Regions from separate parts of the Homo sapiens genome. Here region 1 is linked to region 2. The links are chromatin loops, found by intact Hi-C in ENCODE. Cell type or tissue: endothelial cell of umbilical vein. All regions are shown on one strand. Links, peaks and the distances in the headings refer to the core of each region. The heading gives the core; the rest is flanking DNA.

Region 1 (14,502 bases), core at 9,503-14,502, 180 kb before region 2:
AAACAAGGACATTTCCAAAGTCACACAGGCAGCAAGTCAAAACCACAGGCTACCTTGCTCCCAGAAACCAAGGATCCATGGCTTACAACAGGGTGGTTCAGGCCGGGTGCAGTGGCTCATGTCTGTAATCCCAGCTCTTTGGGAGGCTGAGGCGGGTGGATCATTTCAGGTCAGGAGTTTGAAACAGGCCTGGCCAACATGATGAAACCCCGCCTCTACTAAAAATACAAAAATTAGCCAGGCGTGGTGGTGGACGCCTGTAATCCCCGCTACTTGGGAGAATGAGGTAGGAGAATTGCTTGAGCCCAGAAGGCGGAGATTGCAATGAGCAGAGATCGCGCCACTGCACTCCAGCCTGGGCAACAGAGCAAGACTCCATCTCACAAAAATAAATAAATAAAAATTAAAAAATAAAATAAATTTTAAAAAAAGGCCGGACACGGTGGCTCACACCTGTAATCCCAGCACTTTGGGAGGCTGAGGTGGGCAGATAATGAGGTCAGGACTTCGAGACCAGCCTGGCCAATATAGTGAAACCCTGTCTCTACCACACCTGTAGTCCCAGCTACTCAGGAGGCTGAGGCAGGAGAATCGCTTGAACCTGGAAGGCAGAGGTTGCAGCAAGCCGAGATCAATCATGCCACTGCACACCAGCCTGGGCAACGGTGCAAGATTCTGTCTCAAAAAAAAAAAAAAAAGAACAGGGTGGTTCAACTTTGGCACTATTAACATTTTAGGCTGGCTCATTCTTTGTTTTAGGGCTATCTTGTGCCTTGCAGGATGCTTAGCAGCATCTATGGCCTGTACCCATCAGATGCTTGTAGCACTACTGGTAACAATCAAAAATGTCTTCAGACACTGCCAGTGTCCCCCAAGGCGTAAAATCACCTCTGACTTAGAGAAAACATTGCACATTGGAGCCATATGGGCTAAATTTGGCTCACAGACATGTTTTGTTTAGCCTATGTAATATTTGTCAAAATTTTATAAATTTGGTATATTTCACATAATGATTCAGACTTTTGGCCTCTCAGAAACACCTGGAAGCCCCAGCAACCCTGAGCTCACATTTTCACATTACAATGATGGATCAAAGTTGAGTTTTTTGTTTGTTTGTTTTTTGAGACAGAGTCTTGCTCTGTCGCCCCGGCTGGAGTGCAGTAGTGTGATCATGGTTCACCGTAGCCTCAACATCCCAGGTTCAAGCAATTCTCCTGCTGCAGCCTCCCCTCCTGAGTAGCTGGGACTGCAGGCACATGCCACCATGCCCAGCTAATGTTCGCATTTTTTTGTAGATACAGGATCTCACTATGTTGCCCAGGCTGGTCTCAAACACTTGGGCTCAAGTGATCCACCTGTCTTGGCCTCCCAAAGTGCTGGGATTACAGGCTTAAGCCACCATGCCCAGTCACTATCTCTTTTAGAATGCCCTCTGCACTCCGGTTTCTCACAGTCCCCACCACTCTCTGTTATGTCCCACAACAGGCCCACTTCATTTGCTTCATAATGTTCTCGGGCCTGGATTTAAAGTTTTCTTAAAACAATTTGTGGTATATTTTATCTTAAGTAAGCCCCTCAGTTCCTTGAGGTCAGAGTCATGTTATTTTTTTCTTTTGTTCCTTCTACAATGCCTAACCTTGAGCAGACACTTAGAAATAGTTATCCATTTATTTACCTATAGCAGTTTTCCCCAAAAGATATCCTGCAGAATGCTAATCTTGTTAACTTCAAGGGCAAAGGGCTGGAAGTCTAATAAGTCTCAGTAAAGCTGTATTCTGAATCCCTATGTAGAGATTCAAGAGTTATGCTAAGACTCTAAATCTACATTAAAGAAAGCTGCTTAACTGTATTTGACCCAGAGTGTCTCAGGCTAATTTGACCACAGACCCTCCTTTTACCCTGGCATCCATCAACATTTAGGAAACCACTGTTTCGTTGAATAGACTTTGGAAACCACTTAACTAAACTCTAACCATTTCAAATTAGACACAGGTGTTTAATATTAAGCGCTATGACAAAGGCAGTTACAAAGTACTAACATGTAAAGAGTTTTTTTCTAAGCATAGACATTTATTTCAATCAGCTGTTTTAAATTTCTCCACATATTTGTGAAGACAATGTGATCAATGTCTACACCTCACAGATTAGAAAATGAAGCAACAGGCCGGGCACAGTGGCTCACATCCATAATCTCAATACTTTGGGGGGCTGAGGAGGGTGGATCTCGAGGTCAGGAGTTGGAGATCAGCCTGGCTAAGATGATGAAACCCTGTCTCTACTAAAAATACAAAAATTAGCCAGGTGTGGTGGCGGGTGCCTGTAATCCCAGCTACTCGGGAGGCTGAGGTGGGAAAATCGCCTGAACTCGGGAGGTGGAAGTTGCAGTGAGCCAATATCTCACCACGGCACTCCAGCCTGAGCGACAGAGAAATATTCCGTCTCAAAAAAAAAAAAAAAAAAGAATGAAGCAACGGAAAGATTAAGGAACTTGTTCATGGTTACATAGCTAGGAAAAGGTCAAGCCAGGAACAAAGCCTGTCCGATCCCAAGACATATGCACGTAGCCTCTCTTTACATTGTCTTGCCTCCCTGAAACGTTGCACCATGTTCTCTATGTGTCTGCCTCCCCACTCAAGACAGGTGCCAGGCCTTATTCATGAAGGAAGTAGCCAGGAAATTATTGTCCATTGATCAACTGTTATGCATGGGAAATAATACTTGGAAGAGTTTGGCATGGTATCTCATGCAGAATTAGATATTCTAATACTCATTTATTGGGCAATTCTCTTAACCTTTCAGAGCCTAAAATTCACATAGGTAGGAAATGGGAAAACTGGGTTCTGAACAAGTCCTGGAAACAAGGTATGTGTTCCTTCTACCTTCCTTAGTGCATATCAAGAATGCAGAATTGGGCCAGGCATGGTGGCTCACGCCTGTAATCCCAGCATTTTGGGAGGCCGAGGTGGGCAGATCACCTGAAGTTAGGAGTTCAATACCAGCCTGACCAACATGATGAAACACTGTCTCTACTAAAAATACAAAAATCAGCTGGGCATGGTGGCAGGTGCCAGTAATCCCAACTACTCGAGAGGCTGAGGCAGGGGAACCACTTGAACTTGGGAGACGGAGGTTGCAGTGAGCTGAGATCGTGCCACTGAACTCCAGTCTGGGCGACAGAGCAAGACTCTGTCTCAAAAAACAAACAAACAAAAATAAAACAAAACAACAACAAAAAAATAATGTAGAATTGGATGAATGAGTGGATAGATGGATGATTGGACAATTGGGTGATGGATGGACTTCTTCCCATTTGCTTTGTGGAAAGTACCCCATTAGGCTCTGTGAAGAGAAGGGGCATACTAAAAGGAATAGGACAGGATTTCTGAAGAACATTTCCCCATTTCCTGGGATTTAAGCCTGCTACCCTCAGAACAGGAAAGGCAAAATGTGCCCTTTTCATGGTGTGCATTTTCAGTTACATTGAGGTCTTGTAGCTTCACAGTCATTACTGCAAGGAAGCCCCAACCAACTGGATATAGGCCAATCCAACAATAAAAGGAACAAAACTTTCAGGGACATCAGCTCTTAGCCTCAACCAGAGACATCAGGGCAACAAGAGAGTGAATTAGCTGGAGGGCTGGTTCATCCTTATTTATAGTATGATGATCTCAGCTTGTAAGGTGGAAAAAACGGTGCAGGGGAGGAATTCGTCCCCTTTCTGGTTTCTGTTGGACCCTATTTGAGGAGTAAATGCTTTGTTTATTTCTGAACCTGAATTTTACGTCCCCATCCCATTACTCATCATGATCTATAGCAAAGTACTTTAGGGAAAACACAGCTCTCTGCAGTGCTTGGAAGAGGCAGGCAGCATTACTGTGTGGTGATTCATACAAGAAAACACACAGGGGCCGGACACAGTGGCTCACGCCTGTGATCCCAGCACTTTGGGAGGCCAAGGTGGGCGGATCACCTGAAGTCAGGAGTTCGAGACGAACCTGGCCAACATGGTGAAACCACGTTTCCACTAAAAATACAAAAATTAGCCAGGTGTGGTGGTGCATGCCTGTAGTCCCAGCTACTCAGGAGGCTGATTTAGGAGAATCATTTGAACCTGGGAAGTGGAGGTTGCAGTGAGTCAAGATTCTGCCACTGCACCACAGCCTGGGGTGACAGAGCCAGACTCCATCTCAAAAAGAAGAGGGAGGGGGAGGGGGAGGAGGCGAAGAAGAAGAAGGAGGAGGAGGAGCAGGAGGAGGAGGAGGAGGAGAAATGGAAGAGGAAGAGGAAGAAAAGAAAAAGAGAAAAAAATCATACAGCATCACACTAGGGGGAGGACCCTAGATAATATTCAAGGGGAGGGGTACAAGAAATCACTCAGAAATTATCTTTCAGTGTGAGTGAAATTTCAAAAACAAACTACATGATTTAAATTCCTTAGTCCTATGTTGTATATTTTCCTCTTTACTTGACCAACCATGTTTACCAAATGATACTAAACAATTGATAAGATCATCTCCACATGGATAACAGCTGCTTATGGAGATGAGTAAGAGCAGGTGAAATGTTTCTATTTCTATTCATACATGAGCAGATTAATAGAGAGCTAAAATGGTGTTCAGGGTCTTATGAGTAGCACTTTTGGTTAGGGTTTTCCTGTTAACATCCATTATAAAATTGCAGCTGGATCCCTATGGAGAGAAAACTCCAACAGGGTGAAAATGTATCTTACAGAGGAGTTGTGAGAGGGAAGCATTGAATCCCAGGGACTGGGATTCTTGGGTAATGTTTTGTTGTAGGGAGGCCATGGGGACTCCTCAATACTCCACACAGACTATCATTCATTTATTTAAAGCCCTTCAGTGGCATCTGTGGAAGATACTGCTACACCTCCTAATGCTATCTGTCCCTTTCCTCATTAATTGTAGAACCTTAGCTTTTACTTGGACATTGTTACTTAGCTAAGAAAAAACTAGGTTTCCCAGCATCCTTTGCAGTGGGATGTGGCCATGTGACTAGGCTCTGGCTAATATGAGATAAGTACATGTATTATGGTGGAGTCCTGAAGTGCCCTTAAGATGAAAGCTGTGGGTCTTTCTTCCCCTCTCACGCATCTCTGTCCTGTCACCCAGCACATAAATGTGATGGCTATATCTTAAACTATGAGAATGGAGGCCAGTGATTCATGACCTGGAGTACAGAGCAGGAAGGAACACTGATCCTTGATGATAATGTACAGCCTCCATCCCATCCTAATGTATTTTATATTCTTTAAGCCAATTTTTATTTTATTATTATATTTTGTTGTCTGTAGCTGAACCTAATACATTACCATTGCTTTCATAGAGAAGCTTTTACCGACCATGCAGATAGCCCCTTGTATTTCCCCTTTACAGCACTTATTGAACTGGTAAATGACTAATTACTTACATGATTTTTTTTTTTTTGGTTTAATATATGTAGCAGAGATGGTCAGTGCCCAACCTACCCCCTCTTGGATCTCATCACTGCCATGCACAGCGACCCCATGGCTTCCAAGTACAAACACCTGCAACTCTTTCAGGACAGCTTTGTCTGGCTGCCTATTCCCAAACAGCCCATGTGCATGGCAGGCTAGAAGTGGCAGATGGCTAGTGCCCCACAGAAACAGTCCTCAACTAAGGACTAACAGGAGCTGGTGGATTCTCCATTTTCTTTGCCTCTTGATGGGGATACATCTGAGATGTGCTCTACGCTGTCTCCTAGAGTTCCCCAGCAGGATTTAAGCAGGTTATAGCAGTGATAACCTGCTAAGTAATACACCTCATATTGGCTTCTTTCCTACCCTGTCTCACCTTCACAGACCTCTTCCAGTGCTTCCTGGGATCACTTCTCAAGCCGTATGTATGCAAATCTTCAAATTAACAAACGTTTGCTCCTGGGCAACCCAATATATACCTCCTCAACAGGGCTGATAACTCCATTAGGACTGAGAATATATTTGTCTTATTCACCATGTTATCTCCAGCATTTAGCAACAGCACAAGGTCACCACTCAAAAGGTGATAAGTATCAGTGCACTTTTTTTCCCCTCAGACACAACTAGAGTTTACCATGTAAGACCCGTCCTACAAAGTGTAGACAGGAAGTGTATACTGCCACCATCAGGATGGGCTGCACACTTCTCTAGCACTTCTCTGAAAAATAATGTTGTGCTCATTGGGAATTAACCACAAACTATAAGAAATTATGGCACAAATCCTCTAATATAACTCCCTGGATTTTGTTAGGATATTTCAACAGCCAGAATCTTTTACCTCTCTCCATTATTGACCTCCTAAATTTGTCTCCTTTTTCTTAACCTATTTGATGGCATTCTTGTGAGTAAAAGAGCAACAAATAAAACCATAAGCATTGAAGTGTGGTGGTTAAGAACATACATTTCAAAGTCAAATAGCTCCCATTTCAAATCTCAACTCTGCAATTTGTTTAGGAAGTAATTCTGGGAAAGTTACTCAGTTTATATTAAATTTTCTCCTCTGTAAAGTAGGGATAATAGTCCTATAGCATAGGATTATTTTAAAGATGAAATATGTACAACAAATGATTCTAATTGTATTGAAGAGAATACAATGCAACAAATATTATTAAAGCATATAGTTAAAGACATTGACCCTCTTCCTTAAATAACATTTCTCTGGGAAGTTACTGAACCATTCCAAATAATTTAGAAAACGATTTCTAAAAGTGTACTGTGTCCAGAATTAGTGGGTTCTTGGTCTCACTGACTTCTAGAATGAAGCCGCGGAGCCTTGCGGTCAGTGTTACAGCTCTTAAGGTGACGCGTCTAGAGTTTGTTCCTTCTGATGTTCGGATGTCTTCGGAGTTTCTTTCTTCTGGTGGGTTCGTGGTCTCACTGGCTCAGAAGTGAACCCGTGAACCTTCGCGGTAAGTGTTACCGCTCTTAAGGCAGCGCGTCTGGAGTTGTTCGTCCCTCCCGGTGAGTTCATGGTCTCGCTGGCTTCAAGAGTGAAGCTGCAGACCTTTGCGGTGAGTGTTACAGCTCATAAAGGCAGTGTGGACCCAAAGAGTGAGCAGCGGCAGGATTTCTTGCAAAGAATTAAAGAACAATGCTTCTACAGTGTGGAAGGTGACCCCAGCGGGTTGCCACTGCTGGCTCAGGCAGCCTGCTTTTATTGTCTTATCTGGCCCCACCCACATCCTGCTGATTGGTAGAGCCCAGTGGTCTGTTTGGACAGGGCGCTGATTGGTGCGTTTACAATCCCTGAGCTAGACACAAAGGTTCTCCACGTCCCCACTAGGTTAGCTAGATACAGAGTGTCGACACAAAGGTTCTCCAAGTCCCCACCAGAGTAGCTAGATACAGAGTGTCCATTTGTGCATTCACAAACCCTGAGCTAGACACAGGGTGCTGATTGGTGTGTTTACCAACCTTGAGCTAGATACGGAGTGATGATTGGTGTATTTACAATCCCTGAGCTAGACATAAAGGTTCTCCAAGTCCCCACCAGACTCAGGAGCCCAGCTGGCTTCACCTAGTGGATCCCGCATGGGGGCTGCAGGTGGAGCTGCCTGCCAGTCCCTTGCCGTGCGCCCGCACTCCTCAGCCCTTCGGTGGTCAATGGGACTGGGCGCCGTGGAGCAGGGGGTGGCGCTCGTCGGGGTGGCTCAGGCTGCACAGGAGCCCATGGAGCGGCGAGGGGAGGCTCAGGCATGGCGGGCTGCAGGTCCCAAGCCCTGCCCCGCGGGAAGGCAGCTAAGGCCCCGGGAGGGCAGCGACAGTGGGCCGGCAGTGCTGGGGGACCCAGCACACCCTCCGCAGCCGCTGGCCCTGGTGCTAAGCTCCTCATTGCCGGGGGCCGACAGGGCCGGCCGGCCGCTCCGAGTGAGGGCCCGCCAAGCCCACGCCCACCAGGAACTCCAGCTGGCCCGCAAGCACTGCACGCAGCCCCGGTTGCCGCTCGGGCCTCTCCCTCCTCATCTCCCCGCAAGCTGAGGGAGCCGGCTCCGGCCTCGGCCAGCCCAGGAAGGGGCTCCCACAGTGTAGCAGCGGGCTGAAGGGCTCCTCAAGCGCGGCCAGAGTGGGCGCCAAGGCCAAGGAGGCCCCGAGAGTGAGCGAGGGCTGTGAGGGCTGCCAGTATGCTGTCACCTCTCAGTACTGATGGTTTCCCATATTTTCTTACTCAGAGACTTTACCTCTATTAGGGGTTCCTATATCTGGCCTTCTACATCCCCCCCCACCCCCCACACACACCCCCACGTGCACATACCCTGCCCCAGACCATTTGCAAGGTAACAGAGCTGAGCTGTAATACTCTGTTTTACCATCAGTGGCCACTGTTTGACATTATGTACAATGATGTACATAATGCACATTATTCTACAATAATGTAAGAAATTCCACAACGGAGGCTCTGAGTGAATGTCCAAGGAATCAATTTTACAAATTAAAAATTGATTTATTGTGTTTATTTGGAGATATGCCATGCACTGTGGCTCTTTCCACGTTCCACCAGGGAGTACCAGAGTTGGGAATATTTAACAATAGTGGTATATAGGACTCAGAAGAGGGTATCTCCCCACCCCCCCACAAGCAGCACAGACTGTGGTGGGTTCTCTCTGGGTTGTTGTGATAATCAGCTGCCTACCAATTATAATCTGGGGTTTGTAAACAGCCAGAAGATTCCCTTGGAGGGAGTAATTATATTCCCTTTAACACACTGTAAGACAAACACTTTCTCTTTAACATGCTGTGTGCTGACTACAAAGTGGGTTTACTTTACTAATGCCAAAGGAAAACAAACACTCAGAACCAAGGCAAGGGACCTTGGTGGTACAGAGATAGTAGGCGGTGAAAAAAAAGAGCAGGGAACATTAAAAAATGCCATGGAGTATTGTCAATCAGGGGCAGAACTGGTTTGGCCTGTCCGTATAAACATGCATGATGAGATCTTAAGAGCACAGATTTGGAGTTGGTCTTCTATCTCATTATAACTAGCATGTTCCTTTGAGCACAATAATTCATCATGTTAAGATTCATTTTCATTTTCCTCTTCCATAAAGTGGGAATAGGAATTCTTACTCATGAGATTATTTTCAGAATCAAATTAAGAAATATACCTACAGTGTCTAGAACAGTAGACACCTCCAAAACAATAACATATATTGCAGATATTATTGGTGCCAAAGCTATGTCTCCATGGAATTCATCATTCCATGTATAAAATGATAGCTTCCTGCAAAGAGCATCCACAATTCTCTGCCTGGGGATTCTCTCAGCCCAAGTACATGGGACAGGATGGAAATGTCAAGGAGTTAACAATTCCAGGAACAGTTCTTGACCAATCAAGCATAGACTTTAGTGAATAAATACCTATGTCCTCACTCCTTGGGTGAGACAACTCTGAGACTTGTTCTACACTGTCTCTCAAATGTCCCCTGCGGGTTTGAGCTCCAATTGTCCACTGCGGTAATCTGCTTATTAATACATCTCATATTGGGTAGTATCAATTTTCTGTCTCACTTTCCTACTTCCCAGCCAGAGCTTCCTGGGATTACTTCCAAAATAAACGACGGGTGTTCAAATTCTTGTTTCAGGACAGAATCCAGCCTAAACACTGTATCTCACAATGTAAACAAGACAAACAATTTGGACAATTGGATTCACAATAAAATGTTCAATTCACTAACCAAGCCCTATTCAGGCTTCTTTTAGCCCTCTTCCTTCCATCCCATGGCCATTGCCTCAGTTGGGACCATTCTCATTTATTTTGTTTCTTTTTGGGGATTTTTTTTTTTTTTTGCCTGCACTTAGTCTCTAACTGATCTCGATGCTTCCAGTAACTCTATCATCTAATCCATCACCCACTTACTGTCAAAGTTATTATCCTAAAATGCAGTTCTGGTAATGCTCTCCCCATGTTTTTGTTTTTTAAGCCTTTATGGCACCAATTGCCTCTGTGATTATGTCTTAAATTTTATAACCTGGTATGTGAGAACTTTCAAAAGCTGGTCCCAATAAACCTTTCAGCCTCATCTCCAATGATTGCTAAATACAGCCAATGTTCTGCCTACATAGAACAAACCAGAATCTCAAAAGCCCTTTTACCTGTTACCTTTCTGTGTTATTTGAATGAGCTTGCGACCTTTTCTGCCAGAAGAACCTGCCTTATCCTTCAAGGTCTAGCCCAAATGTTCCCTCCTCCATGAGAACTTCTCCAACTCTCTGGACCAGTTTTTCAACAGGCTGCCTCTGTGCATATTCTACTATGTACCAATCATGTATTAAGCCCTGGGAAAACCACGCTGGATAAAAGTAGAAATAGCTCCTGCTCACATGAAGTTCACAGTTGGATAAAGGAAACAGATATTATCAGGTAAACATATAAAAGTTGGCTACAAAGGGACATAAGTGTCTATAGTCAGGGAGGACACCAATCTGGAGGTTGGAGTGCCTCCCAACAGGAATGGACCCTTGAGGTGAGAACGAAGTAGGAGTTAACACCAGATAAAGGAGATGGAACACATACCCCAGGCCAAGGGGACAGCAGGTGCAGAACCCTGTGGAAGGAGGGAAAATGGCAATCGTCTTTTTTTTTTTTTTTTTTTTTTTTAAGGAATAGAAGACAAGGGCATTTAAAGCAGTGAGGCACAGGAAGAATGAGGGGAGAGAAGAGGCAGCACTTACATCATTCATTGTACCACATTTGTTGACTGTGTCCTTCATGCCTCATGCTCTGAAATTGACCTTTTCCAATATAAGGACCATGTCTCACTGAAATCATGTCCACCCCAGCACTTCACACAATATAGAAAAAAAAATCAATGTACCCAATTTATAGATGAGTGTGTTGAGGCTCAGGAAGGTTGAATGAGTTGCCCAAGATCTCAAGGCTGGCAATGGCATAGCAACTATAATAGAATATAGACCTACTTCCTCACCTGCATCTCTTTCCTTAAACTGCCCCTAGGAAAACCACGTCCTTCCCCATTATTTTATTTCAGAAATTCCAAGTTTTTCTATGAGCTGTTTTTCTCAAAGAGCCTGATAACAAAACAAAACGCCAGTTACTACTCTGTGTATGTGCATGCATGTTGGGGAGCGGGTACACACTGGTCTTCCGGGGATCAGAACACGAACAGGATCCTTTCTGGTACAGGATTCTTGTCTGAAGCCTCTTTAATAGCCCGAAATGGTGTGGGTGGTGAGAATTCGCCGTCGTAAGGAAGCCCCTGGTGATACCCAGCAAAGAGCATCCCGGCTGACCCTGCAGGTCTGGAGTGAAAAGACCCTGCACTGGACTCTTCAGGGCAGTGAGCGGGATCTCTAGTTCCCTGCTTCCCAAACCTCTCCGCCCTTCCACCCAAAACTGGCTGTTTGAGAAACGACCCAATTTCCCGACTATCCCGCCCAGCCTCGAAGATGGGAGGGAGAGAGGGCAACCTTGTCGCGGTAAGGCATCCTCCAGGCCCAGACATTAGTCTCGGTCCATTTCAAGGCACCCGAGCCTGTGCCGTATATAACCAAGTACTGGGCCCACAGGAAGGGGGATGACAGGGTGGTCTCTCTAGGCTCGTTTTAGTCACAGATCTTCGGCAAATTTGGGTTTAGGGCCGCGATCCCGACCCTAACTTGGGACTATTTCAGGAACTGGAGTTGAGGCTTCGTTGGGACAGGAAAGAAGGGTGGGGCGGGGGTGAAGCGCTTAGGGCACGGCTCTTGTGAGGATTACGGCGGAGGCTGTGGACCGCGGCGGCGCTCGCAGAGGCTGCAGCCATTGCACAGCCGAGCATCCCACATTCAACAGGAGGAACCCGCGGGAGAGGAGCCCCACTCCCCCAGCGCCGCAGCCACCGCAGCCACCGCAGCCCGTGCGCCCCGCGCCCTCGAGCGCCATGGCCAAGGAAGGCGTGGAGAAGGCGGAGGAGACGGAGCAAATGATCGAGAAGGAGGCAGGCAAGGAGCCGGCGGAGGGCGGCGGCGGCGACGGCTCGCACCGCCTCGGGGACGCCCAGGAGATGCGCGCGGTGGTGCTGGCTGGCTTCGGGGGGCTCAACAAGCTGCGGCTCTTCAGGAAGGCCATGCCCGAGCCTCAGGACGGCGAGCTCAAGATCCGCGTCAAAGCCTGGTCCAGTATCCGCGCCTTTCTCGCTTTCTCTCTTTTTGCGCGCTGGGCGCTGGGGAGGGGGTGGGAAAGCTGCGGCTGGGATGCTGCCCGGGTAGAACCGCCGCGCGCACCCCCTCCGCGCCCTCACCCGGGTCTCAGAGCCTCCCCGGGCCAAAGCTGGGGAGGATGCAGAGGGGCGGCCTCCCCAAGCCAGATCTAGGGGTGACGGGAGGAGAATGTGAGCTCCTGGGCGCGGGGAGAATGCTGGCGCCCAGGCACCCCGGGTCTGGAAGATTGCGCTACGGGAGTTCTCCGTCTGAGAGGACAACTCAGCTTTCGCACGGGAGGGTTGATGCTTAACAGAATTAAAAATATATGTATTAAGAACCGCAAGCCCACTGTGTGCCAGCCGCCGTTGGTAGTTTTACACGTGCGATCTTATTTAATACTTCCTGGGACCTAATGAGTCAGGTGCCATCATGATCCGTTTACAGGTAAGAAAGCCGCCGCTCAGCGAGAATGAGTGATTTGCCCAAGATCAGTCAGCTGCCACTAAGTGGCTTGGCCGGGAATTTGATACATGATCTTTTTTCACCTCTATGCTGTTGTCCTGAAGGGCCTGGGACAGGGTGCAGGGCTGGATCCCGCCTCCTGCCCACTTCCTTCCCCGTAGCCTGACGGGGAAAGGAACTAGGAAGGAAGAGGGTCGGTACCTTGCACCCAGGCTTGGTGAGGGTGGAGACCAGGGCTGCAGCGCAACCCCCTCCATGCCCCTCTCCATCCTCTGTTTCTCCGAGAGGGGAAAAAACCCTGATCAGTCTCCCCGGAATTCCTGGTCCCATCTCAGAAGGAGCTCAGCTCTCTAAGCTGCCCTCTATTCCCCATTCCCCCTGGGGGAACTTCTCCAGGCCCTCACGCTCAGCTGAAATTCCCGGGGAGAGTTTAAGCCTCTCTGTGTGCGGGCACTGTAATTTCCCTGAAGTTCTGGGAAGAGCTTACCCAGCAGAGGCGGACTGGACCCAACACTAGGTTTGCATGTTAAACTTGTAAGGGGAACTTGCTATTAATCACGGTGAGACGAGCCTATTCCTTCCCATCTGTTTTCTAGAGCCCCCCAGTACATACTGCTCTCCAAAGCAGCAGCCAGCTCACGAGCTTCTAGGTTAGATCAGAAACCCAATATCTGGACCTCTCTAGAGGCACGAGAAATACAAACGAGGGTCCCCTCCCGTTCACCACCTTGAGAACAGACGCAGGTTTCATCGGCCAGATTAGAAAGCAGCTAGTGGGAGAAGCAGCCGCTGATCCCTGCCTTGCTGCTCATATATGCAGCTGGTCAGGTTTGACTCTGAACACGACTCGTGAGTCTCTGTGGGGAATTCCGGGTAAGGGAAGAGGCTTTTGCAAACCGGGGGATCCTGTACAATAAACTCTTATTGAACCAAGTTGTTTGATCCCAGAAGGAGAGCTTATATCTGCCCTTTCGCAGCTAAATCCCCAAAGACCAGCCCACTCCCCCACCCCACACTGTTTGGCCCACTGCACATCCTAAATAAGTTATCGCTGAATGAATGGATTGAGGAAAGAGCTCGGAGGAGGATTGTTGGGTCATTATTTTTCTTTACTTGCTGGTGGAAGAGCTTTTGCTTAGTACAATTAAAACCATGCATTTAGAACTCTCCTTCCTTAACCACTTCATCAAAAAAAATTACCTGTATACACACACCTATGCATATATGTGCATATACATATATACAATTATATATACAGTTGCATATGTATGCGTATGTAATTTATGACCCTTCATCCAAATTGAGGATGGGATTCTAGGATTCTAGAGTACATATTCAGAGAGGGAAAATGATAAAACTACTTTTTAAAGGAAAGAGCATCATCTGCAGTACACATAGTTCTGTGTTTTCCAGTCTTATGTTAACTGCATAATTGCTGATAGGAACTGAAGCATTTTGAAATAATAAATGTCAAGATGAAGGCCAAGAGATTGATTTTCAAAGCCAGATGTGAAAGCCTGTTCTTCAGTGGCGCTACACACACACACACAGAAATCACTGCACTTCCCCGACCCTAGTTGTTCAGAAAGCCAACCAGGCTGCAGGTACATTTGGAATACAGTGTTGCAAACAGCCCAGATTGATTTTCCTTTCACCAAGCTGGAAGCAGAGTTAATGGTTTTACAAGGAAGGATTGTAATAGGCTTGTAAATGGCCCACTGGGCAGCTCCTTCTCCTCTGGGCTGGGATTGGCTGGCCAGACATGATCATTGATTATAAGTTTTAGCCTTGGGATACAGGATGACTCATTCTGTATTTTTATGAATCAGCCGATGGCTTCCTGGATGATGGTCTCCCTTTTATCTGCTCTCTATTTTTAATAGAAA
Region 2 (5,000 bases), core at 1-5,000:
AAGTCTGGGTCTGTTTAGTAAACATTATCAATCTGTTCCCTTAACCGTGAGTATCTAGAGGCTAGGAATACCTAACTCTCTGGGGATGCAGCCCAGCAAGTCCCAGCCTCATTTTCCTAGCCCTCACTCAGGACAGAGTTGCTCTGGTTCAAATGCCTCTGACAAAGGTGTCAGCTGGGGCTGTGGTCTCAAATGGGGAAGGGTCTGCTTCCAAGGTCTCTGTGGTCGTTGGCAGGATTCAGTTCCTCACTGGCATTTGGACCGAGGGTATCTGCTCCTCATTGACTGTCGGCTGGGGTCTGCCTTCAGTTTCTTGCCATGTGGACCTCTCCATAGGGCAGCTCACAACATGGCAGTTTGAGTCATCAGAACAAGGAAGCATCAAGAGTTAGAGAAAGAGGGACTGCAAGATGGAAGTCACGGTCCTTTATTACCTAATTTTGGAAGTGATGTATCATCACTTTTGCTCTATTCTGTTGCTTAGAAGCAAGTCACTAGGTGTAGCCCATGTTCACGGGGAGGGGATGAGTACCAGGCAATGGGGATGACTGACAACCATTTTAGAAGGTGTCTGCTACAATATATGAAGATTCCCGGTGGGCAGTAGCTATAATGAACAAATGTGAAAACCTTTGAAAAGCAGAGCTCACTACAAAAATAAAAGGAATCTACTGAATTATGTATTAGGGTCAAGAAATTTTAACAATCATATGACACTATTAATCAGAGATCAGGGCCGGGCACAGTGGCTCATGCCTGTCATCTCAGCACTTAGGGGAGGCCAACGGGGGAGGATCACTTGAGGCCAACAGTTCATGAGCAGCCTGGGCAACATGGCAAAACCACATCTCTACTAAAAAAAAAAAAAAAAAAAAAAAAGGCAAAAAATTAGCTGAGCACGTGGTGACGCTTGCCAGTAATCCTAGCTACTTGGTAGGCTGACGTGGGAGCATTGCTTGAGACCAGGAGGTCAAACCTGCAGTGATCTGTGATTGTACTGCTTTACTCCAGCCAAGGCAACAGAGCAAGACCCTGTCCCCCCAAAAATGTGTTGATTCCGATCACTGCCAGGTTGTCCAAAGACTGCATTTAAAAGTGCATTTATATTAAATACTGATTTGATAATATGTTACCAGACTGACGCTAAAGTTAAAAGGCATCCATTTCTTCTACATGATGTTTTATCATATATCCATAGCCCTTTCTAGTTATTTTAGTATATGTGTGTTTTTATGGAGCTAGAGATTAAAACATTTTAAATATGCATGTCAGTTCTCATTTAGCAATATTACAACATTTAATTCTGCTATGTAGTCTTTGTAATTAGCTGTATATATCTTTATCTTCTTTAACAACCACATATCATTTCCTTTCAGTAGACACATGTGAGAGTCATTATTTACTTAATCATCCCCTTATCTCTGGGACATATAAGTTGCTTCAATGTTCTGCCATAAAAAGCAATACTGTAATTGAGTATCTTTTGTGTAATAAGTTTTTTTCCCCATAATTTAAATTATGTCTTTAGGATAAAGTTCCAGAAAAGCAATTAGAATACAAACATTTTAATAGCTGTGTCAAGTTGTTATCCAAATGTGTAGAAGTCTTCGGTTTTCATACAAGCAAATACTGCTCTATCAATCAGCCACAGGGTGAGTTCCTCAAAGGCAGGCACTGTATCTTACTTTTTAATTTTGTTTAACCATAGCATCTAGGCTAGACGCAACATTTAATGAATATTTTTGGACTGAATTAACACAAATTTTAAACATTTGAGACTTCAGGAAAAATATTTAGGCTAGATCTATTAAAACTTTTTTTTTTTTCTTAATCAAGAGATGTTGCATTTCCACGCAGATTTCATTGAGATGTGGAGCATGGGCCTGTACCAAGCACCAAGCTCCATGTTGCCCTTTCTGGATTTCATTTAACTCTCATGCCTCCCTCCCCATCCCCACCTCAACAGTTGGAATTCCACATGGCAACAGAATGAAATGCTCAAAAGGCAAATTGGATTCTGCCACAAACTTACCGTTTCAGAGGATCCCAGGAGACACCTGTTGGCCTGGCAAGCCCCCAACATTTGAAAAGAAACAGGAGGCCCTCTTTCCTGGGGAGAATATTATAGTGTTGAGGGGAAACTGCACTTAGATAGAGACAACATTTCCTCCCAATAACCAGAATCGTGAGAATTTTCCTGAGTTCAGTTCAGCCTTGAGTAATGGGTCAATTTAGCCCAACTACGAGTCACAGTTAAATAACATTGAAGTAAGCAGGGCACAAATGACCTTCAGAAAATATCTCTATTGGTCAAAATCTAATCTGACTAATGCACCCTGCCACCCTGCAGCACATAATTCTGAGAACTCCAGAGAACCTTCCCCCACCCTTTTAAGGAATGTTCATCTACTTATTTCAAGAGCTGTCACCCTCACTTTTCCGACCCAGAAGATGTTTGCACAAGATCAGTGTGTGTGAATGGCCCAACCAGAATGTAGTTGCACCCCAGCGTCCAACAGCAACCTCTTAGCCACTAAACTTGAGCCGCAGCGCCCTCTGGTGGTCACTTGACAGTTTGAGTTCTCCAGGCCCCCTTTTTAACTGGGGAACATCTCGCCTAACCAGCACCTCTGTTTCTCACCTTTTCGCGCAGGTGAAGGAGGCCATGCAGCGGATTCACGACCGAGGGAACATTGGCAAGTTAATTCTGGATGTAGAAAAGACCCCAACTCCACTGGTGAGTGAAAAGCAGAGGAGTCTGTTCAGTTCCACGCGAGAGAGCACCACGGGTCAATCAGATGCAGACACGGGTGGGGTAGAAGGAAGTACAGGTAGCCTGTGGGCTAGTGGAGGAGACCAGGGGTAATCAAATGATGTCATACATGAGGGATTCATGACAAACTGAGATGAATGCTGAAAAGGAAAGGCCAGTGCTTCAGTGAGAGCATATCAAAAGCAATCTGAAGGCATAGGCAGGAAAGCATAGCAACAACAGACCTGTCTATTACAGCTGCTAGCTCTTGGGAGAAATTCCTGGAAAATTTCAATAATTTCACATTCATGTTCCTAACAGAATGATGCCAGCTGCTTCCGAGATGCTCCCTGATGGTTCCACAGATTTTTTTTTTCTTTCTTTCAGAGAGAGAGTCTTAAACTCTGTCACCCAGGCTGGAGTGCAGTAGCACTATCTCAACTCACTGCAGCCCCCGCCTCCTGACTGAAGTGATCCTCCCACCTCAGCCTCTTGAGCAGCTGAGACTACAGGAGACCACCACCACACCCAGCTAATTATAATTATTATTGGCCAGGGGAGGTGGCTAACGCCTGTAATCCCAGCACTTGGGGAGGCTGAGGCGGGTGGATCATCTGAGGTCAGGAGTTTGAGACCAGCCTGGCCAAGATGGTGAAACCCCGTCTCTACTAAAAATACAAAAATTAGCCGGGTGTGGTGTCAGGTGCCTGTAATCCCAGCTACTGGGGAGGCTGAGGCAGGAGAATCGCTTGAACCTGGGAGGCAGAGATTGCAGTAAGCCGTGATTGCGTCATTGCACTCCAGCCTGGGGGACTAGAATGAGACTGTCTCAAAAATGATAATAATAATAATATAAAATAATAAAAATAATGTAAAATATAAATAAAAATATAATTTAAAATATTATTTATATTATTTTTAGAGACAGAATCTCACCATGTTGCCTAGGCTGGTCTTGAGCTCCTGAGCTCAAGCAATCTGCCTACCTCGGCCTCCCAGAGTGCTGGGATTATAGGCGTGAGCTACCACACCCAGCTGTGATTTTTTTTTTCTTTCACCAGAATAAAACCCTTATATCCCAGGGATACCACCAGGAGTATAGCATGTCAAACTCACATCCCACCTATTCTCCCTGGGGCCTCTCGAGGAGGAACTATGTAGTGGTGTGGTCAGTGCACAGACCATCCGACTGCATGGATTCAAAACCTTGAGCCCCTGTTTATGACCTGGGCAAGTTACATGACTACTCAGCTTTGATCCCCTATCGGTAAAGTGGAGATTGATAAGTTCCCAGTTAGAATAGTATTCATAAAGCATTGTCTGATATGTACTAAGTTCCAGGTCATCTTTTTTTGAGATGGAGTCTCACTTTATCACCCAGGCTGGAGTGCAATGGCACGATCTAGGCTCACTGCAACCTCCGCCTCCCGGGTTCAAGCGATTCTCCTGCCTCAGCCTCCTGAGTAGCTGGCATTACAGGGGCCCACCACCACACCTGGTTAATTTTTGTATTTTTAGTAGAGATGGGGTTTTACCATGTGGGTCAGGCTGGTCTTGAACTCCTGACCTCATGATACGCCCGCCTCAGCCTCCCAAAGTGTTGGGATTACAGGCGTGAGCCACCATGCCTGGCCCCCAGGTTATCTTTAACAGAAAAAATATTCGGGAAGTGTTTCTTGTTTCTTCATTTACATACACATTGATTCTTGAAGCTGCATCAGTTCTTTAAAAAAAAAAAAAAGAACTAAAATTTCTTGCATATTGTCATGTAAAGTGTTTTTTTGTTTGTTTGTTTGAGATGGGGTCTCGCTCTGTCGCCCAGGCTGGAGTGCAGTGGTGCGATCTTGGCTCACTGCAAGCTCCACCTCCCAGGTTAATGCCACTCTACCGCCTCAGCCTCCCAGGTGGCTGGGACTACAGGCACCTGCCACCATGCCTGGCTAATTTTTTTGTATTTTTAGTACAGACTGGGTTTCACCATGTTAGCCAGGATCTCCTGACCTTGTGATCCGCCCACCTCGGCCTCCCAAAATGCTGGGATTACAGGCATGAGCCACCGCACCCGGCCAGGAGTGTGTATTTTTAAAAGTATTTCCTTGACTTGTAACCATAATGTAATTTGGGTATGACAGTCATTTCATTCAATGAAGGACACCTTCAACATTGTAAAACACCCTCTTGTTAAGTGACTGATACAACATGGATATAACTTATTAAATACTTACTAAGTTCCAGGGCTGTTCAAAGC

The links. Hi-C counts contacts between places; a loop is a spot of excess contacts. Peaks named below come from ENCODE experiments on the same cell type or tissue, not always from the same donor. Only the 100,000 strongest peaks of a DNase experiment are listed, where the experiment ranks them.
Region 1: it touches region 2 in a loop (4-fold over the local background); 18 of 110 quality-filtered maps call a loop at or near these places.

What each region holds. Positions count from the first base shown.
Region 1 is chr16:77,776,791-77,791,292 of GRCh38, forward strand. VAT1L (vesicle amine transport 1 like) reads left to right here and starts at 11,774. Exons shown (of 9, transcript NM_020927.3): 1 at 11,774-12,125. The coding sequence starts at 11,893. All of the region lies in intron 1 of LOC107984878 (a long non-coding RNA gene), which reads right to left. In endothelial cell of umbilical vein, for the core only: no CTCF peak of the experiment used is centred there; a DNase peak (open chromatin) is centred at 11,641; H3K4me3 peaks cover 779 bases; H3K27me3 peaks cover 2,691 bases.
Region 2 is chr16:77,969,197-77,974,196 of GRCh38, forward strand. VAT1L (vesicle amine transport 1 like) reads left to right here. Exons shown (of 9, transcript NM_020927.3): 8 at 2,654-2,737. It overlaps LOC105371351 (a long non-coding RNA gene), which reads right to left and starts at 2,524. Exons shown (of 3, transcript XR_007065123.1): 1 at 2,033-2,524. RefSeq lists an enhancer at 103-720. In endothelial cell of umbilical vein, for the core only: a CTCF peak has its summit at 2,575 (motif pointing left); a DNase peak (open chromatin) is centred at 2,525.